Linked DNA regions of Mus musculus: region 1 is linked to region 2. The links are chromatin loops, found by intact Hi-C in ENCODE. Cell type or tissue: heart. All regions are shown on one strand. Links, peaks and the distances in the headings refer to the core of each region. The heading gives the core; the rest is flanking DNA.

Region 1 (8,335 bases), core at 47-8,046, 130 kb before region 2:
ATTACTGTCTTATATTTGAGACAGTGTTTTAAAATTCTTTTAAAAGTTCATTCTAATGACTTGTAATTGTTTTCTGCTTCCTGATAAGGTGTGAAGGTCTCTAATGGCTGTCAACAGTGTCATGTGGAGTGATTTAATTAGCACTTACCATTCTCTTATTGGCTGGCCTATATTTGGTCCAACACAGAGTCCAACTTTTAAACCATGCAAAGGGACAAGAAGAGGTGAAAGAGAGTTACATTAGATAAGCTTTCACTTAAGTGATGTTTGTTTGGGGGAAAATGTCACCACATTATCATCCAATACACAGGCTACTGTATGGGCTTTGACCTCTCTTCTCTTACTTTGAGATGGCCCCACTTGTGGACCAGTTCAACCTTCCCCCATGCTTGTTATGAGATTCACCAGAAGGAGAAGGAAGACAGCAGCTGAAGCTGGCTTTTGTGGTTTATGAGACAAACTAAGTGGCCAAATCAGCTCAAGACCATCTACAAAGAGACAAAAGCTTCCGAACCACATCATTGTTCACTTAATGTTTAATTAAATCCGTTCCAGCAACTATGCTGGCTTTAGGTTGAATTTATCGTCAGCTAATGTTAGAGTTTTATGCAGTCTATCTACATTTTATGGCACATTGGGGTCTCTTGTATAATCAACACGTACAATACACTTATGCCCATTTTATGTGAGCTGGAGCACAATTTTACTATTTTAAATGATTATAGAAGTTTATAGTTAAGTGTCTGCTCTTACATCATGTTGTTAGTGACGTCTGTGATTTATCAGATGCCAAGTTCTTGATGTGGAACACAATTCTCAATTATAGCAATCTTCCTACAGCAAAAATGGTATCTGATTCTTTACAATTCACTCTCAAGGGTGAGATTTTCAGAAATGGAATTAGAAAATGAGGTAAATGAATGCATTTTCACTAGAGGGAAATTTTGTTTTCGTTTTAAAAATATATGTTTTATAGTATATATATGTATAGATACACAATATATATATCATACATATATGATAAATATGTGTATATATACACATGTGTGTATATGTATACTAAACATATACATATGGTTATATGTGTATATATACCCTAAACATATTATGTTTATATACGTTTAGTGTTTATATATATATATATGTATATATGTATATATGTATATATGTATATATGTATATATGTATATATGTATATATGTATATATGTTTAGTATATATAATATGTATGTTTATATATATGTTTAGTACACACACACACACGCACACACACACACACACACACATACACACAGAAGAGATTCCTTTGCAAGGCAACAACAAAACAGAATTCAGGACAGAAAGCATGACGATGTCATCACCCAGAGAATGAGCTTCGTTGGTTTCCATGTCCTATCAGGATGTTCTTTATCTTTTTCAAAGTGTTCCCCCCTCAAATAATAGAGCAGAAAGGAATTTTGTGAATCTCCTGCCCAATTCTACATTGATATAAAGGACTGCAGGGTTTAGGTTCTGTCTAGAGATCCTGCCCTGAGGCTATAGAATTTGGGAAGATGGGAACCAGATTGGAACCAGGATCCAAGTTCAAGTCCAAGATGACTGTTAACTGTGCACATCCTCTTGTCTGTGACAGGGAAACAGTTGTCAAAGCAAGCAGGAGAAACCATTGCTAATCTGATAGCAGTCCCTGCCTTAGAAATTTCTCCCAGTACCACTATGTAGGTGTTTTGTTTAGATTCTATGGTCTTCCAATCAAACTGATTAAAGTCTTGGGACTTCTAAACCTCTTCTTAGACAGTGAGTTGCCAGAAGGAAAAGAAACGTAATCGATACCCTTGATTCTAAGATCTGCCCCTTGTGAGGGCTACCTGCTTATTCTCTCTAAACCTCCTAAGCCCAAGGCCTCCCATGCCCAGATTATCGGTTACTATACACTTATTTATGCTCCATCAGCCAATATCCTTCAGCAACAGTAGCAGTGGCCTTGATTTGTTTTCTAGTTTTACAGCTGTGTTGCTGGGAGAGGTAGATGGAACATTTAATTTGGCATTAAATTCTATTCTGGGGCCTCGTCCCCTGTGGCAAAGGTGATGTGGATGGTTTGCATTTATGATTTTGCTCAGTTCGACTCGTTTTTATGCCCAGGGAAAGTTTTTGCTGGAGCTCTCTTGCTTTTCTTGTAGTTTGATTCCTGATTTCACATAAAGCTGTTCATAGGGCGAAACAGCTTTGTATCCGCTGTCTCTTTGTACCCGGGCTACCGCTCTCCATCAGAACTGTTGCCAACACCCCGCTTCCTGCATACACCTGCAGAGGGGGTAGAGCATTTAAATTTTGAGCAGAGTTCTATTCTTGAGGGATGTGGTCTGTGTCAGGCAGACAGAGTGGGGAGACTTGGCAGCCAATCTGCCTGCCAGGCGAAGAGATATGCCCTGCTCTGCCTCTGCTCTGCCTCTCCGTTTTGCATTATTCTTCTGATTTCAGAGTGCAAGTCACAGGAGAGGGTCTACTTACACGCACTCCCTTCTTTATCCTTGAGTCACCTTGGGCAGGGCCAGCAAACAACTTGTTTTGCACGTTAGCATGGCAGCATCACAATGCGTGGAAGATTGTGATCCTCTCCCACAGGGAGGCTTTGCTGAGCCTGGGGGATTGCTGAGTAGCTGCTGCCCCCCAAACCTGTCAGCAGCTCCCATCTTTCCAAGACCCAGCAGTTCAGAATATCATCCACATACAATAAACAGTTCACCCTCAATTTCTTCCCTCTACCCAAACACTGACCACATTAACCCTGTCATCTTTTTTGCTTGGCCTCTGTCTAGTCTTTTTCCTTTCAGTGTCTTTGGCTAGTGGTGTGTGTGTGTATGTGTGTGTGTGTGTGTGTGTGTGTGTTTAAACAAATGTCAGAAGGAGAAAACAATGAAACATCTTCTTGGGGGGCTTGGTGGAGAGCTTCTGGAATAATCTCAGGCTTCTCTTCCGACTGCTTGTTTTTTCTAAGGTTTTTCCTTTTTCTAAGGTTTTTCCATAGTGATTTTTTCCCCATGTAGGCTGATACCTATATGAAGTGAGCTGTCTGGTAGAACCAAGACCCCTTTCTTTCATCAGTCTTTTTTTTTTTTCTTTCTTTCTTTTTTTTTTTTTTTTTGCATTCGTGACAGCAAAGGAATAACAGGAAGAAGGAAACTGCAATTAAATTGCTAACCCTACAAAGGGCAGGAGGCCGCAGACAAAGTTAATTAAATTGCAGAAGAAGAAGAAAAAAGAAGAATGAAGAAACAAAACAACCCAGCAATTAGCACCCATGCAGCAATTACTTTTATAATTCCTCTGTTAACGGGTATTCAGGATTACAAGTATTTCAGGACACGAAGAAGCAAGCATTGCCTCTATTCTACACACAGAACTTTCCTGCTGGGTACTCAGGTTTTGTACCACTGAGTTAGAAACCCCAGTATCTCCAGGCTAAGACGTTGTGAAGGTACTCCCAGAGTCTACCACTAGGTGGAACCCGTGCAATGCATATGTCCAGCCCCCAGGGGCTTTGGGCAGCTGTGAAGCCTGAGTCTCTGGGCTGGAGGGCAGCACATGAAGAGAGTGGTACTTTGTTAGGAGACTCCATTTCCCCTCTAGTTAGAGTCCAGCCGCTATTGCTCCCGCGCGCGCACACACACACACACACACACACACACACACACACACACATTCATTAGAAGTCTAGTTGTGCCCCATTGGTTGCCTTTGTTACTTCAGGGCATCTCTGACGTTGCTGGGAACCTCCCATTTTGGGGTGATACTTTGCCTTTCTCCACTTTATACAATTAGCGGTCTAATTGCCTGCCCACACTGAGCCCATGTGTGCTACTAATTATGATTTATTTAAAAGCTCCACTTTGGCATTCTTTGTTCTCCACTTCCTGGTGTTGAAGGGCTAAGGGAGAGATTTAAGTAGAAACTCTTCTGAATAGGTTTTAATTTCTTCTATATTCTCTAGACTCTTTCTGCCAGGTTTAAAATCCAGATAACTTATGTATCCTAGCATCCTGCTCGTCACTTCTCTCTCCAGCAGCAAAAGGCACCAGGAGGGTGTGGCTGCAGTACCTGGAAGGAAGGAACGTCTAACATTTTAGTTTTCTATTAGTGTATTCAAGGTTAAACCCATACATGCAACTGCTTTCTGTAGATCTCTACCAAATTATACAGTGGCAGTCCTACTGTGTGCATCATGGAGCCCCAAATTAGACAGTGGCAGTCCTACTGTGTGTAGAATGGGACCCAGATGCTTAGCTCCAGACTTGCCCTCTCTGTTATTTTATGTTTTCTCAGGCCCAAACCTGACAATCTCACTCTCCCAGTTGTACTGGATTTGGTCAATTTCACTTCCGCCTACTTTTCTGCCCACCATGTTTTATTTACTACTGCTGCTGTTGTTTTTTTATAATCCTGCCATTCTCACCTAAAGTGTGGTGGCAGTCCTTACATTCTACGGATCCAGACTCCTCCTGTTCCATGTGCTATGGTCCTCACCAGTGTCAAAGCCTCAAAGACTTCAGGACACCTGGCCACACCCCTTCCTGACACATTCTGCTCCTGTTCCCCAGGGTCCTCACCTCCAGGAGGTGGTTTCTACCCCACCCAGATGTTCAGCCCCTCGGGCCATGCTGCCACCAGGTCACACAGAATAGAAAATTTTTCTTGTCTGAAAAAAACAAACATTTTTTTCCATGCTTAAACTTGACCTGACCCTGAAAGGTCTATAACACCCCCTCCCCAGTGTTACTAAAGCCTCAGGAAATATCTCTGCCAGAGCCCTTTACATGGGTCCTTGAACTCACCTTTTCTTGTAAGTTTCCCAATAGAAGTTGTAAGCTCCACAGTGCTAACATGGGCCATTCAATCCCTCTGATACCCCCAGGTGAAGAGACTGGCACTCTTTCTTTCTCCCCCCACCTCTCTCTCTCTCTCTCTCTCTCTCTCTCTCTCTCTGTTATTTGTGAAGGGATAGAAGATAGGAGGGAGGGAGAAAGGGAGGAAGAAGAAGAAGAAAAAGAAGAAGAAGAAGAAGAAGAAGAAGAAGAAGAAGAAGAAGAAGAAGAAGAAAAGAGAGAGAGAGAAAGAGAGAGAGAGAGAGAGGACTCTGAGGCTCACAGCAGGTCCCTCATTCTCTCCCCTTTAGTTAATTATTATCTAAATGAAGACCCGCAGGGCACATGGCATTTTGCTTGAAGCCTGGGGGAAGCTCCCTACAAAGTGAAATATTCATAAAGTATACAGATGCTATACATGGTAAATACATACCCTGAAGGTGAGGAGACATTTGATAAAGAGGCTCTGGGCAAAGCATAGGACTCCTAATCAGAGCAGAGCCTTGGATTCTAGGAATACCTAAACCAAGGCTGGCATGTTGTTTCGGCATGGGAAAGTGCTGTGCTGTCCTTAGAAAAGGCTACTCAGTTGTGGAGTGTGCCTCGACAATCTTCCCCAGGTCCTCCTCCTCTGCAGTATCTGGCTCATCTGCAGGGCTGGCTCACCTCTGCTAGCTCCATCGCCAAGTGGCAGCACAGAGACCCAGCTCCACAGCTTGACCAAGGGAAAGGCTTTTGGGTAATGGCCATTCTAGAGCTCTTTGAAGGAGGATGACACTTCATCAGCAATACAATATAGCTCCCATTCTTCCCAGGCCTTCTTTCTCATTGCCTTTTCACAGCTATCGACCTCTTGGCTATACATCATGCCCTAAACTCCATGAGTCGTTTTTAAGAAACCCAATCTCTGGTGGCGCTAATCTGTGACGGTTCTAAGTTGTTGTCTGAGGTAAATTATTTCCTGACTGACACTAGGATCTCTCTGGTGGAGTGGACTCCAGAAGCCTATGGCACAGAGTGGGCTCTAGCAGCTGACACCTACATCCTCACTGGCAGAAGGGGAAGGTGCTCGTAGGTACAGTGTAACAGGCATTTGAAAGGCAGAGGGAATGTTAGCTCCAAGGATAGCAGATTGGATGGCGGTTGCTAAGGGTTATTGACACTCTACAAGATGAAAATAAACAGCTGAGAGTAATGGGCCACTATAGCCAGGTGTAGATGCCAGAGGGCATCTTTAGTTGCAGACACAGAAACTCAAGTCTTTGAGTGGAAGCTGAGAACGAAGCCTGTACATGCCAGGTGGAGGAGGAAAGCCTCAGTGACTTGCTAACTGCTCCAAATAAGCAGCTGCTACTCCAAGGACTAGACCCTGATTACACATCCCTGGAATCCGGACTGACTGGTTAGGCTGGGGAAACAAGGATTAGAAGACCTGGGACTTGGATTTCTAGGGTGGGGGTATTCAAATGGGTATATAGGAGCAATTCTATATGAAGGTCTTTTGGATATGTGTTACTATCTACCCATCTTCGAGCTCCAGTGAAGAGGAAACTACTTCAAAGACAAAAGAATGACTCACCAAGGAGATAGTAGGGATAGACATAGGAATGGAATGACCACAGTGTCAAAGACGAAGTCATGCACCGAGCCAAACAATACAGGGTCCCACTTATGAAGGCTTACTTGTGTTACTGCTTTGTTCAACCTGGCAATAACCGAGACAAGTACTATGATTCCTTGAGGAGGGCACCTGGGCACTGGTGACACATTCACTCGTACTAGGTCCTTTCTATCCTGAAAGAGCCCAGTTTTCAATTTCAGACACACAATAAAGGTGTGAGTTTGATGGACACTCTGGTCTCAGTCAACACTTCTATCAGAATCGCACATTTCATTGTGATAACCCTGCAAACCCAGCTTATGGTGAAGGTGGGATGACCAAAGGAATCAGGCTCATGTCTCATTACTAGTCACTGAACTCCCGGAACACTGGCGCAAGCCACATGAATCTTGGAAGTACTTGTTTAGGCCACATTATGACAGGTGGGCTGATATCCTCAAAGATGTCATACATTCTCCCTTCAAAAACTTTCACATGGAGTGGGGACAAGACTGGTTTCACTAGGATAGGCCTTGTGGAAATAGAAAAATCTGTGCAACTCCAGGATCTGCAGGTTTAGAGGCCTTGGTATTATTGGTTTTGCTTTCACCTTGGACTATGGCTGAATTTCCACTGAATTATAAGCTGCGGTTGCAGCCTTAGTACCTTGGGCACCTTGTGTTAATGAATTAATGGACAAGAAGAGGAGTGCCCTCTTTAGTGTATGTAAATCATCCTGTAATTAGAAGGGGGTGGGCTGTCAAGAACAATGGGTCAGAAGGCAATATACATGGGATTAAGTATTGCTGCCCTGTCTAATTGAAACTGCAAATAGACAGGTCCAACAAGAAAACTCCCAAATGTCACATGTTCACCAGCAAAGCACAGAACCTTCTTGGATTAGAGTCATATCAGACTATGTCTTTGTGACTTAGAGAGAGGTGGTAACTAAAGACATCTACATTGGGTTGTGGAGTATAGTTATTATGAGACTCAGTTGCAAATCGAGACCAACACACCATGATTGTTCTAGCAGCCTCTGTGTCCTATGCTTCTCTAGAAGACAGGTTGACCAGACTTCTGAATGCTACATGAATTCAAATGGAGAAATGGGTCCAAGTGGCAAAGAGACCTATGCTAGCTACAGGAGATGCAGATGTATAACCCAGCTCCTCTTCAAGACAACATCATCCAAGTAATGAGATAAGCAACTTTCTGTTTCATCTCTAGGGCAGGTCTCAGTTGAAAGAGTAACCTCATCGGAATCATGTTACTTCTGACATAGTCTGTTTCATAACAAGAAAGAGACATCATAATGGACTCACGCTGACCATTTGTGTCCAACACAAGAGAGCGTGGCAGACAATTAGCTTAAGCTTTGTTGATCCTGTATCATAGATCTTTTTCTGTCCTTTCTTACCTCAATTACCCTTCTCTCATAGTTGCTGATCTTTTATGGACGTCTTATGCTCCGAGTTTTAGTATCCAATCTGCTTCTAGAACACCAGCGTGAGGCACTTCCTATTAGTATGAGCCTTTTTTGCCTCTGGTGTGGAAGCTTCCAGATTCAATGGCCAGCACTGAGACTCAGGAGAAGATAGCCTACTTTCTCCTTCATGGGCCACTTTCCAGCTCCTGCCCAGGATAGAAATCCTGGGTAGGAAATAGACTATCTTTAGTTTCAAAGTGAAACTCTCCTATTAATCTTGACCACACATCTGCTCTTTGCCACATATCCATTTCTTCTCATAGATTCACTGTGATCCTTTCAGGGAATTGAAATTCAATTCAGCGAAGGAGCTTTAATCTAGTGTTCCTGTGATTGGAGCAGAAAATAGGAGTGAAACTTCTGTTCAGGACCAGATGGATA
Region 2 (8,335 bases), core at 124-8,123:
TTACAAGGTGTTAAAAATGGGGAGGAGGGGGTGGGTGGGTGGATCTCAGCTCCATTAAGGAACTGTGAAGTAGGCTTGCTTGGAGCAACACCTACCCATTCTCAACCCTGCCCTAAGTTCAAGTTTTGAACCCAGAGGGCACAGCCAAGCCATTCCAACCTGCTCCTTGCCTGGTCCTTGTTGCTCAGCTTTTGGTTCGACTCTCTTAGTTATCTGCAATTTTCTGACCTGTAGGTAGCACTCTCCAGGTGTGCCGGGCCTCCATGATCCTATAGATGGAGCCTTTGGTGTGTGAGTCAAGGAACCCTGCAAAGGGCACAACTATGAACAAGCTGGGGGCAGAAGGAGGGGGCTCATATACACTTTCATGGTGCTCGTTGAGCTTCAAGCATTTCCAACATCAACTCAACTGTTAATCTGCCTTGTCTTTGAACACTTTCTTCCATGCCCTTAGTTGACTCAGTTTCTAGTTTCTCCCTGCTGTCCTTAGAAATGGATGAAACACTAGCAGGGTGATTTTTCCACGAGTTTTCAAGCTCCTTTGGAGATCAGGAGCCTGCTCCTGTTGATGCTTAAGTTGATAGCAAGGCACAGAGGAAGCAAGAATGTGCTCACCCCCTAGAACAAGGCAAATTTTTCCAATTTACCAGGTTGCTCCACCATTCCTAAGTAATTCACGTGAGGAAGGACTGACATCTGTTAGGACCCACTATGTGCCACATGCTATGGGCCGTTGCTTCATTTTTCTTTGTGGTGCTGTAGATGTGTTTGCTTGGTCTATGTTCTACCACTAGGCTATATCTATATCCTCCAGGGAAGTGTTTTTATGCTTTCTAGGAGATGAGAAAAGGCTTAATTAGACAAATTAAGGTAGCTTAGATGACAGATTTCAGATTTTCCATTCAGACTCCCATTTCTCTGGCTATAAAACCACTTGCATTTCCCAAACTTTATGACAGCTCTCAGGGACCTGCCACAAGTAAGTTTCTGTTTGTTTGTTTGTTTGTTTGTTTGTTTGTTTTGGGGGTAGGGGCTGGGGAGAGGGAGTTCTGTTTGCCAGGAGCAAGTACCCTTTATAATTTCTCTGGTGTTTTCCAATCTCAAGGGGATTTGTCCCTTTCCTGTGCAGAGGCTGTCTGACCCTGGTGAATAATATAATAATATCTCTTTGAAGTGTCTGATTTAACCAAACAGCTTCTGACTGAGTTCCAGCCTCACCATTGTATGGTGTCTATTTTCTCGCAGAGCTTGCAGTCTGTTACATAGGACAAGTCCTCCTGTCTTGGATGACTCTGTGCATTCATTTCAATTGGGAGAACTCACAATGGCTGCTTTAAAATAGTTTCCTTTCCCAAACACTCCCTCTGAGCAGGCCCACCCTCTTCTCTCTTGTTAAAATGATACTAACTTGGCTTTTCAGCCATATAAAGGTTTTATATGATCTATTATGGGATGCTTTAATTATTGTTGTTTATTTATTATGATTGTCTTTGAATTGCCACTGAGAGCCAATGGTGACTTGGCAAAGGCCATGAAAAGGCAACATGACAGTAGTTTTATTGACTAGGCAGTAGGCCTGGATTGTAAAGTGGAAGCCATGAAGCAGATGAAGGCAAAGGAGCATCTTCTAGACTAGGGTGATTTCCTTGGCTCAGTCATTTTTTTCTATACGAGCAAGTGCTCTTGGATGGAAGCTGCTAAGAACTTTCTCAAGTCTTTCATAGCACTGGGTAGGATTGGCTTAAAGAAAACATGCTGTACTTCCTACACAAGAATAGCACCAAGCCCACTCCCTGTGTGCTTTCCAGAAATGATGCTGGCTCTGCTAGGATCCAGCTATACACCCACTCGACCAATCCCCACTGTGATCTTGGCCAAGGACCTAGTGAAATGAGATGCCCTATAAGGCCATTTCTATTCTCCACTTGGCCCCACATTCTAAGCGGCATTGCCTCATAGGACATAGGACTGTAGAAGTCAATGCTCTGCAAAGAATCTTGCTTGAAATTTGGTGTACTTGACCATCATGATTCAGACAACAACAATGAGTTTTAAAGACTTCAGTCTTATGCTGACTACACCTAACTCAGCATCTTCTTTGGAGAATGGGGCTTGGGAGGAGACAAGAGTTGCGGCATGGGATTTTCAGATCTAGTTTCTATCTTTGTAGAACTCAGAGTCATGTGGGGAGAAACAGGTGCATAGACAATCAGAAATATCCCCTGACAAGTGTTCAAAATTTGACTGCACCCTCCTCTATGCTTTGATAATGTGACATCATTAACAAATGGTCTATGATAATATTCTGAGGCACAGAAACAAAATGTCTGTGCATCTCTTGCTGGGGGAAATCATGTGTTTGTCATCAGGAATGAAGAACGGACAATCAGCTCTTTGAGGGCGGGATCTCTCCATTTGTTCATCTCTTTTTCTTTTGCACTGCTTGCTCATGTGTCTCTTTAGACAGTGAAGCCTTCCCCTTTTCCCTTCAGTGCTGTAGACTTTGATGAAAATGATAGTGTGGGGGGTGGGGGGAAGAAAATCAGATCTGCCACAAAGGATGAAAACCTCACTGACAGAGAGGACAGTGAGGAGGGAAGACAGAGTAGTAGTCTTGGATGGGCAGATTGCCAGCCCTGGTGGGAAGAGAGCAGCGTCTTGGAAACAGGACTGGGCCCCTGAGCAGAATGCTGTGGTGATGGGGAGAACCAGTCCAGGGTCTGATCTATGGAGGAAGAGAGGAAGCTGGCCTTCTGTGTGCAGAATGGCCAGGAGCCAGGCCAGCACGGGGAATCTTCAAGGGGATAAATACTCAGAGATTTCCAACCCTTTTGGGACAAGTGCCAGGGAAAGAGGCCAAGATTCCAGGGAACACAGCCAGGATGGGGTTATTATAATCCCTAGGAGGATTCATTTGCCAACTACTAAAGCAAACGCAAGCAGCACCCTGAAATGGAGACTAGCTATTTTGGAGCAATTAGCCATTGGTGCCTGCTGCTGCCTTTGGAGAAAATCCAGTAGCCAGAGGGGGAGTGAGGAAGGCAGGAAGTCCTGTTGGCTGTAGAGCGATGCTCTCCTTAGTACCTTTCCTCACCTGAAACATCTGACTATACAGTCTTGGCCTAGGCTTCCAGGTCCTGGGCTGATGCTTCCAGGTGCCCTCAGGATGACAGGGAGCCACAGAGCTATTGAAGAGCCTGGAGCTGACCACAAGCATAACGCCCAGGCCAAGCCAGGCCAGATGACTCTTTTCTTCAGTGTTCAGCCCTGTCTTGGGGACGCTTTAAGACATCTGCCTTTGAGGGACAAGAAATGATCAGCTATTGTAAAATTTTCTTGTATCTATGCATAGCTTTTTTTTTTCTGGTAAGAATTTTCAAATAGTTATCAGAATTTTGAGGGTCTAGCCACTCCCCATTTAAAAAAAATTACTGGATTGTCCCATCCTTAGACAAAGAAAGTCTAAAGAAGTCTTTACTACACCCATTCCTATTAGTGCTGTCAAAGGTAGAGTTCATCTCATTTTTTTTTAAAGATAATACAGTTAGAATCTTGACACTGCCAGGCACCCCCCACAATGGAGAAATGGAGATGTGGCTCATCTACAGCCCCTAAACAAGGCTGGCTAGCATCTCAATATGATCTTGCTCAAAGTAAAGAAGAGATTCACTTCACTGCGCCATTTTCCAGGTGTGTTATGATAGAGCCATCGAGGCAGGTCAGCACCTCCTAGCCCGAATGGGAATCTGAACTTCCCTTTGAGGGTTCTTCATGGCTCTCTGTTAGAACTTCAAGGAGGTACGTGCTCCAGCAAGCTCTATGATGGATGCTGAAAGGGAGTGAGAGAAGAGACAGCAGAATTTCATGGAGAAGTTTAGGTAGCTGATCCCTGTAGGGCTTTACCATGGAAGCAACCTCTTCAGAGATCAAAGAACTAACAGAGTTTCCTTTGCTCTGGCATCAGATACATAGGAGCAAGGAGACTTTCATCTCCAAGGTGGATGCTGGATGCTGGATGCTGGATGCTGGATGCTGGATGCTGGATGCTGGATGCTGGATGCTGGACACTGGATCTTTCTGAGTGCTGTGAGGTTTCTCTGAAAAGATAAAGATAGAGATCTGAGGAAGGGAGAAAGGCTTTGTGTATCGTTGTGGTTTGCCCAGTCACAGGTAGCTGTGTATTTTTTTTTCACTTTCTCATTTGTGCTTCCTGAGTTCTACACTAAGATGTCAGGATTTCTGAAGTACATAGCTGGTGGAAGGCAATACCAGTTTGTTTTAAACCTGTTTTCTTCAAACTCTGACTGAGATGAGTTATCTGCCTGGGGATGCTCACCCCCTCCCATCCCCCACCCCCAGAGGTCCCTTACCCTGCAAGTTAGGTAACAATCAGTCATATCTACATGTTTGTTCGTGGAGTTATTGGAGATTGAACCTAGGAACTCCAGATGATGTGCTCTGTCTCTGAGCTGTGCACAGCTCAGCCCTGTCCATCTGCTCCTTGTTGTGTGTGAACCTTGCTCTCTGCCCCTCCCTCTGCTTCTAGGGGCTGGGTGGGCTCCTTCCTCCAGTGTACTTGACACAGGACCCCTGAGTCTGTCATAGATTGGGCATTACTGGGCTAAGTCAAGTAATTCCTCTTGTGCTGATCTCCTTCTCAATATTCTTTTCCCACAAGACTCTTAGCAATTGTATGGAGACTGTGAATGCTCATAGGCTGTGCAAGAAACAGTCGGGAGGTTGCTGTTCTGTGCTCTCGAAGTGAGATGCTTATCACATTATATGGTTTCGGGGTTATCTGTTTGTTGGGTAGATATGGAGATATGCTTGATCCTCCCCAGGGTCACCTCTGGTACATTCTCTGACAGATTCCTAACCAGAGTAAGACTCTGACCTAAGATCATGTCTAAGACTATTACCTACTGATGCTGGGGCCGCGAGAAGCTGTCAAAGTAGCTTTGTTCACCCACGTTCAGGTGCCAGATGCTGGCAGGTTAGTGGAGGGGGTGGGACAACTCAGCCTAAGCCAGAGAACCCAGGCTCCCTCCCTGCGCTGCCTCCACCAGCCAGCAGGGGGCCTCAACTAATGAGAGGGTTCCTGTTGGCAGGCAAAGCTGAGCCCTGCTGCTCTTAGGGCCAGGTGCTGACAGCGCGCAGGACCAGAGCCAAAGGGGAAGGACTGTGATCCAGAGAGGAGGCTGGCGCACCACAAAGAGGCCTGAGAGGCTAACAGGAAGTTTGTAGCCAGCACAGGAGCAATCTGCCGTCCTCTATAGCGAGGTGCGGGCCTGGCTTGCTGATACTTCCCGGCTCCATCTGAACATCTTGATTTGCTGCTAATTGAGCAGCCTGACACTAGCAGCAGCATCATGTGATCCATAGACAGCCGAGACCAGAGACTGCTCCCCTGGCTCACTGGAAAGCCAGGACCAACTGCAAGCTGGTGGTGCCAAGGAGAGCTGCCTGGGCAGGGCCTCCAGTGAGTGGAAATCTCAGGCCTTGGCGGCTAGCCTGACCAAGGCTTGGCTCCCTCTTCAGTTCCACCAGAGCTCTCCAGCTGGCTGGTCTGATCTTCGGAGACACAATGGTGATCAGGGCATCAACGTGATGCCGCTTAGCCTAGGTTTACTCATAGGTTATCTATCTGGCATAATGTCTGTGCAGCTTTACGGGTGGGCGTGGCTTCCTCATTTTATGAATTATGAAGACTAGACCTCCCGCAGGAGAGGTTGCCAGGTAACAAAGTAGTAAAGCTGGGATGTGACTTCAGTGACATTTGACTGTGGAGTCAGCTTGACAGCTTCTGACATAGTATTGACTAAAAGACCACGTCCTGACCCCACGCCCATGTCCTCCTGCGCTTAGCCTAAGCTTCATCTCTGTTGTCATGGAGAGCCCCATCTCCTTCTTAAGACTGAAATATTCCATTGTGTGCAGGTGCTTCAGTTTCTCTAGCCACTCACCCAACCGTTGATATTTACAATGCTCAGTGTCTTGGATATTTAGGATAACATTGCTTGTACCCAGGCGGTCCTTACTTCAACTCTTTTAGGAGAAATGCCCAGAACTGGGTTTGCTCACTGGATGGTTACGTCTCCAGGTAAATGGGGTGTGTGAAAGCCTCATACACATGGAGAACAAAGAGCAGAATGGTGATTTCCAAGGTGGAGGAAGAGGTGGATGACGTCAGGTATCCACGATGAATAAGAACCAGAGGTCTGTCTTGGCTCGCAGTGCCTTCAGATCATGATAGCGTGTTTCCACCTTGACAGTCTGCTAAGGAGGTGGATTGCGCATGGATTGTCCCTTCCACAACAAATAACAGTTTTAAAAAAAGGAAAGATGGAAGGAAGGAGTACAGAATGGCCCCTCAGTCGCGCCATTCACAGATTTCCTTAAGCTTTTTCATTCTAAATATAAGGAGGAAAGATTTAGAGCCCTGAAGTAGTAATTATACCATACACATCCAGTGCTTTGCAGTCTACAAACATGCTTTTTGCATCTCATCCCTCTGGTGATCACAAGTGTTTTCATGAGGGAAGTGCTTCGCCATCCTTCAGAGGAACATAAGCTGCATTTTAACAGTCAGGAGGGTCCCCGGATGGCCAGGACAAAGCAGGTCAGATCCAAGCAGTTAGGAGGCTCCCCTGGAGAGGCAGCCTGTGTCCCAAGTTGGAAGCCACCCAAGTGCTCTTGTGGTACCATTGCAATTGGAGCTGGGATGAGACCCCCATTTGGTCTTGGCCTTTGCTCTCAAATTAAACTCCTTGCTCCCCAAATTTGACTTGGTAGGAACTGACAAGTCTGCTCCAATCTCTGCGCTTGCTTCTGTGGTGTCATTCTTCAAATCCATTTGTTTCCTTATTGGATTAAGCCAGGGGACTGAAGCAGTGTGTGGATGCTTTGAGGTGGCATGGGTATCTCTCTCTCTCTCAGTATCTCTCTCTCCCTTCCTCTCTCTTTCTTGCTCCCTCCCTCCCTCTCTCCCTTTCTCCCCCTTCCCTCTGGCAGTGCTGAGAAGAGACAGGCAGGGCACACAGGTGAGGCAGAGCATTCATCCCTGCAGAGGAGAAGATGAGCAGGGACACAGGAATGAAGGAAAAGGTCTAAAGTCTCACTTAAAAAAAAAAAAAAAACAAAACTGAAAGTAAAAAAAAAAAAATCAATCCATGACCTTAAAGAAGTTTATGAATTCCTAGCTTAGGAATCAATGCACATTGATTTTTGGACCTCTGCATGGGCTGCCCATGTACACTATCAAGTGATGAAAGCTGTATTTTGTTGGGCTTCTAGTGGGGATAAGCAGGTGCCATTTCTACCAGTTTGCTAAGAGTAGATTGCTAAGAGAACTGAAAACAACAAGGAAAGAAGGAAGGGAGGGAGAGAAGAAGGGAGGGGAGGAAGGAGGGAGAAAGAAAAAAAGGGAGGAAGGAAAACGGGAGTGCTGGTCTTAGTATAGAACCCGAGGCTTCTGTCTGTGACTAAGTCAGCATTCTAGATATGGGTAGTGATAAAATATCACTCATTCCTGCAGGCTGCAATCTGGCCCTGTCCCCTAGATCATCATTTCCATAGCCCCAAGCTCCTCCCCCACTCAATGCCCTTCCTAGAGTTGTTTGGGAAGCAGAGATTTGTAGGGTAGGGACTGCTAAGAGAAAGAATGGAGAGTCTTGGGAATCCGATAGACTCAAGAGCTATCATGTGAAGACACCATACCAAGTCTCAATAGAACAGTATTCCCTATGAAATATACTTTTCCAAGTGTCACTCCACTGGACTACTAAAACTGAAGCCAGTCAGCATACGTATTCTCTTTCTCACTCACAGATAAAGGAGCGCGTGCTAAGAAAACCCACAATTTGCTTAGGACAAGTTGGGAGGAATGGCGTCAGTCTGACACCTTGCTCTTTGCCTCTCATCCCTAGTCTATTCTAGAGCGGGTTTTTTGAGTATCCAGAGGACAGAACAGCTCTGTTGAGATCCATCCTGTGGGATAAGGGAGAATAGCACTTCATGAATAGAGGACATGTATATGCATGTGCAAGAAATACTTGATAGACTGAGTTGGGGGGGGGAGGGGAGACTGTGCAAGCACGCCAAGGGGAGGGACACTGGGGTGGAGATGCAAAACAGCTTCTGAGATCCGGACCTGGGCCTCCCATGCAATGCCTGTATTGGAACCACCAGCCCTGAGCAGGGGTCCCATGGCGAAGACTTGGGAAGCAACTCAGCTTCTGAGGAACCATGTCTACACATAATCCCCGAGCACCTGGCACTCTTCTGTCCCCAGGTAATCTTGTTGTTCCCACACCAGCTTCCAGTTTCTGCTGTTGCT

What was found. Hi-C counts contacts between places; a loop is a spot of excess contacts. Peaks named below come from ENCODE experiments on the same cell type or tissue, not always from the same donor. Only the 100,000 strongest peaks of a DNase experiment are listed, where the experiment ranks them.
Region 1: a loop joins it to region 2, with 2.7 times the contacts of the local background. A loop is called at or near these places in 5 of 42 quality-filtered maps.

What each region holds. Positions count from the first base shown.
Region 1 is chr9:30,260,168-30,268,502 of GRCm38, reverse strand. No RefSeq gene overlaps it. Among named protein-coding and RNA genes, the nearest start is that of Gm26435, 28 kb to the left of the region's middle. In heart, for the core only: a CTCF peak has its summit at 3,495 (motif pointing right); no DNase peak of the experiment used is centred there.
Region 2 is chr9:30,134,876-30,143,210 of GRCm38, reverse strand. No RefSeq gene overlaps it. Among named protein-coding and RNA genes, the nearest start is that of Gm26435, 150 kb to the left of the region's middle. In heart, for the core only: a CTCF peak has its summit at 5,069 (motif pointing right); DNase peaks (open chromatin) are centred at 2,850, 5,160 and 5,460; H3K4me3 peaks cover 577 bases; H3K27ac peaks cover 854 bases; H3K27me3 peaks cover 484 bases.